Regions from separate parts of the Homo sapiens genome. Here region 1 is linked to region 2. Evidence: read pairs that join two places in POLR2A ChIA-PET (ENCODE). Cell type or tissue: PC-3. All regions are shown on one strand. Region 1 has its middle 14 kb from the start of KLHL15. Region 2 has its middle 38 kb from the start of SAT1.

Region 1 (5,000 bases), 220 kb after region 2:
AACATCCATTAGTCATTAAAGAAATGCAAATTGAAACCACACCGAACTGGCATGGTGGCTCATGCCTATAATATCAGCACTGTGGGAGGCCAAGGCAGGAGGATTGCTTGAGGCCAGGATTTTGAGACCAGCCAGGGCAACACCGCAAGACCCCATCTTTCCTTTAAAAAAGAAAAAAAGCCGGGCGCGGTGGCTCACGCCTGTAATCCCAGCACTTTGGGAGTCCAAGGCGGGTGGATCACAAGGTCAGGAGATCGAGACCATCCTGGCTAACATGGTGAAACCCCGTCTCCACTAAAAAATACAAAAGATTAGCTGGGCATGGTGGCGGGCGCCTGCCTGTATTCCCAGGTACTCGGGAGGCTGAGGCAGGAGAATGGTGTGAACCCGGGAGGCAGAGCTTGCAGTGAGCTGAGATCGTGCCACTGCACTCCAGCGTGGGCGAAAGAACGAAGACTCCATCTCAAAAAATAATAATAATAATAATAATAAAGAAAAAAAACCATAGCCACTAGAACGACTATAGTAAACAAAGAGACAATTACAAATGTTGGTGAGGGGCCAGGCGCAGTGACTCACGCCTGTAATCCCAACACTTTGGGAGGCCGAAGCAGGCAGATCAACTGAAGTCAGGAGTTCGAGACCAACCCGGCCCACATAGTGAAACCAAGTCTGTACTAAAAATACAAAAAAAAAAAATTAGCCGGGAATGGTGGTGCACACCTGTAATCCCAGCTACTCGGGAGGCAGGAGAATCACTTGAACCCGGGAGATGGAGGTTGGAGTATGCTGAGATTGCACCATTGCACTCCAGCCTGGGCAACAGAGCAAGACTCTGTCTGAAAAACAAAACGAAACAAAAAACAAGGGTGGATGAGGATGTGGAGAAACTGGAGCCTTCTTCATATACTGCTGGTGGGAATGTAAAACGATACAGCCATTTTGGGAAACAACTGAAATGTTTCTCAAACTTTTTTTTTTTTTTTTTTGAGAGGGAGTCTCACTCTGTCTCCTAGGCAGGAGTGCAATGGTGCAATCTTGTCTCACTGCAACCTCCACCTCCAGGGTTCAAGCAATTCTTCCGCCTCAGCCTCCCGAGTAGCTGGGACTACAGACGCCCACCACCACACCTGGCTAATTTTTGCATTTTTAGTAGAGACAGGGTTTCACCATGTTGGCCAGGCTGGTCTTGAACTCCTGACCTCCGGTGATCCACCTGCCTCGGCCTCCCAAAGTGCTGGGATTACACGGGTGAGCCATCGCTCCCGGCCTGTTTCTCAAACTATTAAACCTAGATTTACCATAGGACTCAGCAATTGTACAACTAGGTATTTACCAAGAGAAATGACAATATGTTGTCATAAAAACTTGTACACAAATTTTCATTCGCAGAATTATTCACAATAGCCAAAAAGTGAAAACAATCCAAATATCTATTCAACTCGTGATGGATCAATAAAATGTGATATGAAATTTTATTCAACATCATGTTCATACATGCTATAACATGGATGAACCTCGAAATCATTATGCTAAATGAAATAAGTCAGACACAAAAGACCACATATTATATGATTCCATTTAAACGAAATGTCTAGAAAAGGCAAATCTTTAGAGAAAGAAAGTCCATTAGTAATTGCCTGGGACTGGAGATGGGAACAGGGATTGAATGAACATAGATGCAAAGGATTTATTTGGGGTGATGGAAGTGTTCCAAATCTGGATTGTTGCGATGGTTGCACAACTCTGTAAACTCACTAAAAATCATGGAATTGTGTATTCAAAATTGGTGAATTTTATTTTATTTATGTTTTGAGACTCAGTCTCACTCTGTTGCCCAGGCTGGAGTGCAGTGGCGCGATCTCAGCTCACGACAACCTCCACTTCCCAGGTTCAAGCGATTCTCCTGCCTCAGCCTCCCAAGTAGCTGGGATTACACTCCCGCGCCACTTTGCCTGGATAATTTTTGTATTTTTAATAGAGACAAGGTTTCACCATGTTGGCCAGGCTAGTCTCCAACTCCTGACCTTAAGTGATCCACTCACCTCGGCCTCCCAGAGTGCTGGGATTACAGGCGTGAGCCACTCCGCCTGGCCTAAAATTGGTGCATTTTATAGTATGTAAATTTAATATAAATAAAGCTTTTAAAAAAAAAGTATACTCATACTTGACTATGAATCCCACCTCTGCTACTTACTAGCTGTAGAATCTTGGGCATGTTATTCAACCTTTCTAGGACTGCTTTCTCACCTGTAAAATGGGAATAACAGGATCTACCTCATTGGATTTTGTGAGAATTAAATAAAGTTAATACTTGTTCGGGTGGTGCCAATAATTGTTAACCATTTTTTAAATTAATAAACATTTTATTTCCTATGACTTTTCTACTTCCAATAAATGTTTCTGACAATGAAGCATATTATTATTCTGCCTATTGACAATGGATTTTATTATTATTATTATTATTATTATTTTTGTAGAGACGGAGTCTCGCTCTCTCCCCCAGGCTGGAGTGCAGTGGCGCGATCTCGGCTCACTGCAACCTCTGCCTCCCGGGTTCAAGCAATTCTCCTGCCTTATCCTCCCGAGTAGCTGGGACTACAGGCGCACACCGCCACGCCCGGCTGATTTCTTTTGTATTTTAGTAGAGATGGGGTTTCACCGTGTTGCCCAGGCTCGTCTCGAACTCCTGAGCTCAGGCAATCCGCCTGCCTCAGCCTCCCAAAGTGCTAGGATTACAGGCGTGAGCCACCGCACCCGGCTGGATTTTATGATTTATTATTCATTTTTATTTTTGAGACAGGGTCTCCTCTGTTGCCCAGGCTGGAGTGCAGTGGCTTGATTATGGCTCACTGCAGCCTCAACCACCTGGGCTCAAGCGATCCTTCCACCTCAGTCTCCCTAGTAGCTGGAACTACAGGCGTGAGCCACTGTGCCCAGCTGATCTTTGTATTTTTTGTAGAGATGGCGGTCTCCCTATGTTGCACAGGCTGGTCTGGAACACCTGGGCTCAAGCGATCTTCCAGCTTTGGCTTCCCAAATTGCTAGGATTACAGTCATGAGCCACCACGCCTGGCCTAGATTTTTTTTTTTCTCTCTGAGACAGGGTCTCACTCTGTCACCCAGCCTGGAGTGCACTGGCGTGGTGTTGCCAGATTTTTTTATATATAGATAAAATTCACATGTCCTAAGATTCACCCGGTTAAACTGTACAATTCGCTGGTTTTTAGCATATTTACAAAGATGTGCAATCATTGCCACTATATAATTCCCCAGCATTTTAATCACCTCAATAGGTTTTTGTAATTGGCTGGTATATTTAGAATGGGGCCGGGCGCGGTAGCTCATGCCTGTAATCCCAGCACTTTGGGAGGCCGAGGCAGGCAGATCACGAGGTCAGGAGATCGAGACCATCCTGGCTAATACAGTGAAACCCCATCTCTACTAAAAATACAAAAATTTACCCGGGCGTGGTGGCACGCGCCTGTAGTCCCAGCTACCTGGGAGGCTGAGATAGGAGAATCGCTTGAACCCTGGAGGCGGAGGTTGCAGTGAGCCGAGATGGCACCATTGCACTCCAGCCTGGGGGACAAAGCAAGACTCCCTTTCAAGAAAAAAAAAAAAAAAAAAAAAAAAAAGAATGTAAGATTAAGGCCAGGCACGGTGGTACACGCCTATAATCTCAGCATTTTGCGAGGCTGAGGCAGGCAGATCACTTGAGGTCAGGAGTTCGAGACCAGCCTGGCCAACAAGGTGAAACCTTGTCTCTACTAAAAATAAAAAAAAAAAATTAGCTGGGCCTGGTGGCACACATCTGTAATCCCAGCTACTTGGGAGGCTGAGGCAAGTGAATTGCTTGAACCAAGGAGGCAGAGGTTGCAGTGAGCTGAGATTGTGCCACTGCACTCCAGCCTGGGCAACACAGCAGGACTCTGTCTCAAAAAAAAAAAAAAAAAAAAAAAGAATGTAAGATTCCAGGGAATACCTCCAATTTTCACCATCACTTAACTAATGCATGCATTTACTGAAACATAACTTCCTATTTTAGGTAAATTGTTGTACCTAAAATTTACGTGATATAAAGCACATGTTCATTTAAATTTTACTTAAGTATTCAATGAACACACAGATAACCTAAATTCTTTTTTTTTTTTTTTGAGACGGAGTCTCACTCTGTTCCCCAGGCTGGAGTGCAGTGGTACAATCTCAGCTCACTGCAACCTCTGCCTCCCAGGTTCAAGTGATTCTCCTGCTTCAGCCTCCCGAGTAGCTGGGATTACAGGCACGTGCCACCACGCCCAGGTAATTTTTGTATTTTTTAGTAGAGACGGGATTTTGCCATGTTGGCCAGCCTGGTCTCAAACTCCTGACCTCAAGTGATCAGCCAGCCTCGGCCTCCCAAACTGCTGGGATTACAGCGTGAGCCACTGTACCCGGCCCAGACAACATAAATTCTTATTTATTCACCTCTCCTTATATTTTTTTTCTGGTGTGAAATAGCTGTTTATAAAAAACAAACAACCCCATTAAAAAGTGGGCACAGAACATGAACAGACACTTCTCAAAAGAAGACATACATGCGGCCAACAAACATATGGAAAAAAGCTGAACATCACTGATCATTTGAGAAATGCAAATCAAAACCACAGTGAGATACCACCTCACACCAGTCGGAATGGTGATTATTAAAAAGTCAAAAAACAGCTGAGAGTGGTGGCTTATGCCTATAATCGCAGCACTTTGGGAGGCCAAGGCGGGCGGATCACGAGGTCAAGAGATGGAGACCATCCTGGCCAACATGGTGAAACCCTGTCTCTACTAAAAATACAAAAATTAGCTGGGCGTGGTGGCCCGTGCCTGTTGTCCCAGCTACTTGGGAGGCTGAGGCAGGAGAATCACTTGAACCCGGGAGGTGGAGGTTGCAGTGAGCTGAGATGGCGCCACCGCACTCCAGCCTGGTGACAGAGCGAGACTCAGTCACAAAAAAAAAAAAGAAAAGA
Region 2 (5,000 bases):
CATTATTTTATTATTGTAAAAAACAAAATTTACCATCTTAGCTTTTTTTTTTTTTGAGATGGAGTTTTGCCACCACATCCCGCCCATAATTTGTCTTGTGACTGGCTTAATTTCACTTAGCAACAAGTCCTCCTTTTTCATCCATATTGTAGCATGTGACAAGATTTCCTTCCTTTTTAAGACCAAATAACATTCCACTGTATACACATATCACGTGTTTATCCATTTATCTGTCAATGGACATTTGGGTTGCTTCCACCTCATTGCTAATGTGAACAGTACTGCTATGAACAGGGGTGTGCAAATACGCAGTTTTAAAAAACATCTTTGGCTGGGCGCAGTGACTCATGCCTGTAATCCCAACACTTTGGGAGGCCGAGGCAGGCAGATCATGAGGTCGAGAGATTGAGACCATCCCGGCCAACGTGGTGAAAACCCGTCTCTACTAAAAATACAAAAATTAGCTGGGCATGGTGGCGCACACCTGTAGTCCCAGCTACTCGGGAGGCTGAGGCAGGAGAATCACTTGCACCCAGGAGGCGGAGGTTGCAGTGAGCTGAGATCGCACCACTGCACTCCAGCCTGGCGACAGAGCAAGACTCCGTCTCAAAAAACAACAAAAAACCATCTTTATTGAGATATAATTCACATATCATAATTCACCCATTTAAAGTGTACAATTCAATAATTTTCAACAGAATTGTGCAACCTCACTCCAAAAAGAAACACCATTAGAAGTCACTTCCCACCCCTCCATGCCAGTTTATGTGTCAACTTGACTACAGTCCCCAGGTGATCAAATACTAATCTAGGAGCTTTGGTGAAGGTTATCCTGTAGATGTGATAAAAATCCATAATGAGGCTGGGCGTTGTGGCTCACACCTGTATTCCCAGCACTTTGGGAGGCCGAGGCAGGTGGATCACTTGAGGTCAGGAGTTCAAGACCAGCCTGGCCAACATGGTGAAACCCCGTGTCTCCTAAAATACAAAAATTAGCCGGGCGTCGTGGCACATGCCTGTAATCCCAGCTACTCGGGAGGCTGAGGCAGGAGAATCGCTTGAACCTGGGAGGCGGAGGGTGCAGTGAGCCGAGATTGGGCCACTGCACCCCAGCCTGGGTGGCAGAGGGAGACTCCATCTCAAAAAAATAATTTAAAAAATACAAAAATTAGCCGGGTGTGGTGGCACGCACCTGTAGTTCCAGCTATAGGTGAGGTTACGTCTCAAAAAAAAAAAAAAAAGTCCATAATCAGTTGACTTCTATATAAGTGGGCCTGATTCAATCAGGTGAAAGACCTTACGAGCTGAACTGAGGTTTGCCTGAAGAAGAAATTCCATCTATGGACCACAGCTTCCACTCATGCCTGAAAACTCCAGCTGCCCTTTCTGCTTACCAGCCCTATGGATTTCAGACTAGCCTGGCCAGCCCCCACAGTCGGCTAAGCCAACTCCTTGCAATAAACCTCTCAAAATACATCTCCTACGTGTTCTGTTTCTCTAGTTGAACCCTGATTGATATGCTCCGCCCTCCCCCAATCATTGGAGTCTTAAGCAACTATGAATCTACTTTCTGTTTCTTTGTACTTGTCTATTCCAGACATTCCAGATAAATGGAATCATACACTATGTGCTCTTTTGTGATGGGCTTCTTTCACTTTAGCATAATGTTTTCAAGTGTCATTGACGTGGCATGGATCAGTACTTTTTTCTGAGACAGGGTTTTGCTCTGTCACCCAAGCTGGAGTGCAGTGGTGCAATCATAGCTCACTGTAACCTTGAACTCCTGGGTTCAAGTGCTCCTACTGTTTCAGCCTCCTGACTGGCTAGGACTACAGGCATGTGCCACCACACCCAGCTAATTGTAATTTTGTAGAGGTGAGGTCTCACTATGTTGCCCAGGCTAGTTTTGAACTCCTGGCCTCAAGTGATCCTCCTGTCTTAACTCCCAAAGTGTTGGGTACAGGCGTGAGACACCACACTTGACCAGTACTTCGTTCTTTTTTACGGCTGAATAATATTCCATTGTATGGAAATACATTTTGTTTATACATTTATCAGTTGATGGACATTTGATTGTTTCTGTTGTGACTATGATAAATAATGCTGCTATGGCTATCTATGTACAAGCTTTTGTGTGGACATGTGTTTTCATTTTTCTTGGGTATATACTGCAGTAGAGAAGAAATGCTGGGTCACATGTTTAGCATTTTGTGGAACTGCCAAACTGTTTTCTCCACATCCTTGTCAACACCTGTTCTTATCTTTTTTATCCTAGTGGGTATGAAATGACACCTTGTGGTTTTCATGCGCATTTTTCTGATGACTAATGATGCTGAACAGCTTTTCATGGGTTTATTGGCCATTTGTATATCTTCTTTTTAAAAATGTCTGTCAGGCTGGGCACGGTGGCTCATGTCTGTAATCCCAGCACTTTGGGAGGCCGAGGTGGGCAGACTGCCTGAGCTCAGGAGTTCGCAACCAGCCTGGGCAACACGGTGAAACCCCACCTCTGCTGAAATACAAAAAATTAGCCAGGCATGGCGGTGTGCGCTAGTAGTCCCAGCTACTCAAGAGGCTGAGGCAGAACTGCTTAAACCCAGGAGGCAGAGGTTGCAGTGAGCTGAGATCGTGCTACTGCACTCCAGCCTGGGTGACAGAGCAAGACTCCATCTCAAAAAAAAAAAAAAAGAGTCTGTTCAAATCCTTTGTTTTATTTTTTGAGAGGGAGTCTCACTCTGTCGCCCAGGCTGGAGTACAGTGGCGTAATCTCGACTCACTGCAACCTCCGCCTCCTGGGTTCAAGTGATTCTCCTGCCTCAGCCTCCCGAGTAGCTGAGAGTACAGGCGTATGCCACCACACCCGGCTAATTTTTTTTTTGAGACAGTGTTTCGCTCTGTTGCCCAGGCTGGAGTGCAGTGGCACGATCTCAGCTCACTGCAACCTTCACCTCCCAGGGATTCTACTGCCTCAGTCTCCCCAATAACTGGGATTACAGGCGTGTGCCACCACGTTTGGCTAATTTTTGCATTTTTTGTAGAACAGGGTTTCACCATGTTGGTCAGGCTGGTCTTGAACTCCTGACCTCAAATGATCCACCCGCCTTGGCCTCCCAAAGTGCTGGGATTACAGGCGTGAACCACCACGCCTGGCCAATTTTTGTATTTTTAGTAGAGACGGGGTTTCACCATGTTGGCCAGGCTGGTCTTGAACTCCTGACCTCAGATGATCCACCCGCCTTGGCCTCCCAAAGTGCTGGGATTACAGGCTTGTGCCACCGCGCCTGGCCCTCTGCTCAGTTTTAATTGGGTTGTTTTCTTATTGTTGAGTTGTAAAAGTTCTTTAAATATTCTGTATATGCGAGCCTCTTATCAGATCTATGTACAAATATTTTCCTGTACTCCATGGGTTTTTTTCTTTATTACTTTTTTAATAGAAATGAGGTCTTGCTATGTTTCCCAGGTGGGTCTCGAACTCCTGGGCTCAAGCAATCCTCCCACCTCGGCCTCCCAAAGTGCTGGGATTACAGGTGTGAGCCACTGCATTCAGCTTGTTTTTTTAAAGAAAGGGTTTTATTGTCACCCAGGCTCATGGCCCACTGCAGCCTCAACCTCCTGGGCTCAAGCAATCCTCCATCAGCCTCCTGAGTAGCTGAGACTACAGGTGTGTGCTACCACGCCTGGCTAATTTTGATATTTTTTTGGTAGAGACAGGGTCTTGCTAAGCTGCCCAGGGTGGTTTCAAACTCCTGGGCTCAAGTGATCCACCTGCCTTGGCCTCCCTAAGTGCTGGGATTACAGGCATGAGCTACCACACCCAACTGCCTTTTTATTTTCTTGATGGTATAATTTATAGCACAAAAGTTTCTACATTCTGAGGTAGTCCAATTTATCTGTTTTGTCACCCGTGCTTTTGGTGTTGTATCTAAAAAACCACTGCCTAACCCAAGATCACGATTTACTCCTTTTCCAAGATTTATTCCTATGCTGTCTTCTGAAAGTCTAACAGATTTAGTTACGACATTTAGGTGTATGATTCCACACAGACTTCTAAAAGTCTCACCTATTTGGTAGTGCTTTCCCAGGGAAATATTTATGGCACCACTAAGAAACAAACAATTAAACTATTGTGTTTAAAACAAAATGTGCAATGTGTGCTCTTTAGCATTCTGATCTAGGCTGAGAACAATATTTGAAATGAGCCAGTGCTCTCTCTGTAGGACAAATAAATGCTTTCATAAAGACGTCACTTTTGAATGGAGTGCAGTTTATGACCTATTTACTTATGAACCAGCCCAAACCGCTTGCCTCCATAGCGTGAGGGAAGGAAGAAAGACTCTACTGTGAGAATCAGGAAAAAAACCCAATCACTAATTTGGTCTAAACAAGGGAGCTTAGAGTTTTCTGTGGCTTTCAAAAACTACTTTCTCTTTGCTTGAAGAAGATGAATAAAAACAGTTTTTTTAATGTCTTGTGACCTGGAAATATTTAATGTAAATATAATGGTCCTTTTATTTATGTTCTTCTAAAGCTGATGGCAAGATGGCATGACATAAAACAAACACCATCTTAACATGCTGTTTTCGGTGGTGGGTCCTCAAGATTTGCTTAAAATGACTCAAAGGACTCAACATACATGTTCTCATGCCTTAGGTTTATCCTAACAAAGGATTCATGACAGGACCAGCAAAGGAAAAAGACACAGCAGAGTCTGGAGAAATCCACACACAGGCTTCCCATGCTTTCTCCCTCCCAACCCGGGAGGGCACACGTTGAGCATGCTCCCTTCTCCAGCAGCAAAACTGAAGCCACACGTGTGCAATGCTTCTGCCCAGAGAAGCCTATCAGAGATTCACCGCCAAAGCCTTTTTTTGTTTTGTTTTGAGACAGAATCTCGCTCTGTCACCCAGGCTGAAGTGCAGTGGCATGATCACGGCTCACTACAGCCTCAAACTCCTGGGCTCAAGTGATTCTCCTGCCTTGGCCTCCTGAGTAGCTGAGAC

The links. Peaks named below come from ENCODE experiments on the same cell type or tissue, not always from the same donor. Only the 100,000 strongest peaks of a DNase experiment are listed, where the experiment ranks them.
Region 1: POLR2A ChIA-PET joins it to region 2 with 7 read pairs; 4 of 35 experiments call an interaction of 5 or more read pairs at or near these places.

What each region holds. Positions count from the first base shown.
Region 1 is chrX:24,038,215-24,043,214 of GRCh38, forward strand. No RefSeq gene overlaps it. Among named protein-coding and RNA genes, the nearest start is that of KLHL15, 14 kb to the left of the region's middle. In PC-3, no CTCF peak of the experiment used is centred here; no DNase peak of the experiment used is centred here.
Region 2 is chrX:23,818,317-23,823,316 of GRCh38, forward strand. No RefSeq gene overlaps it. Among named protein-coding and RNA genes, the nearest start is that of SAT1, 38 kb to the left of the region's middle. In PC-3, no CTCF peak of the experiment used is centred here; DNase peaks (open chromatin) are centred at 2,295 and 4,255; H3K27ac peaks cover 3,231 bases.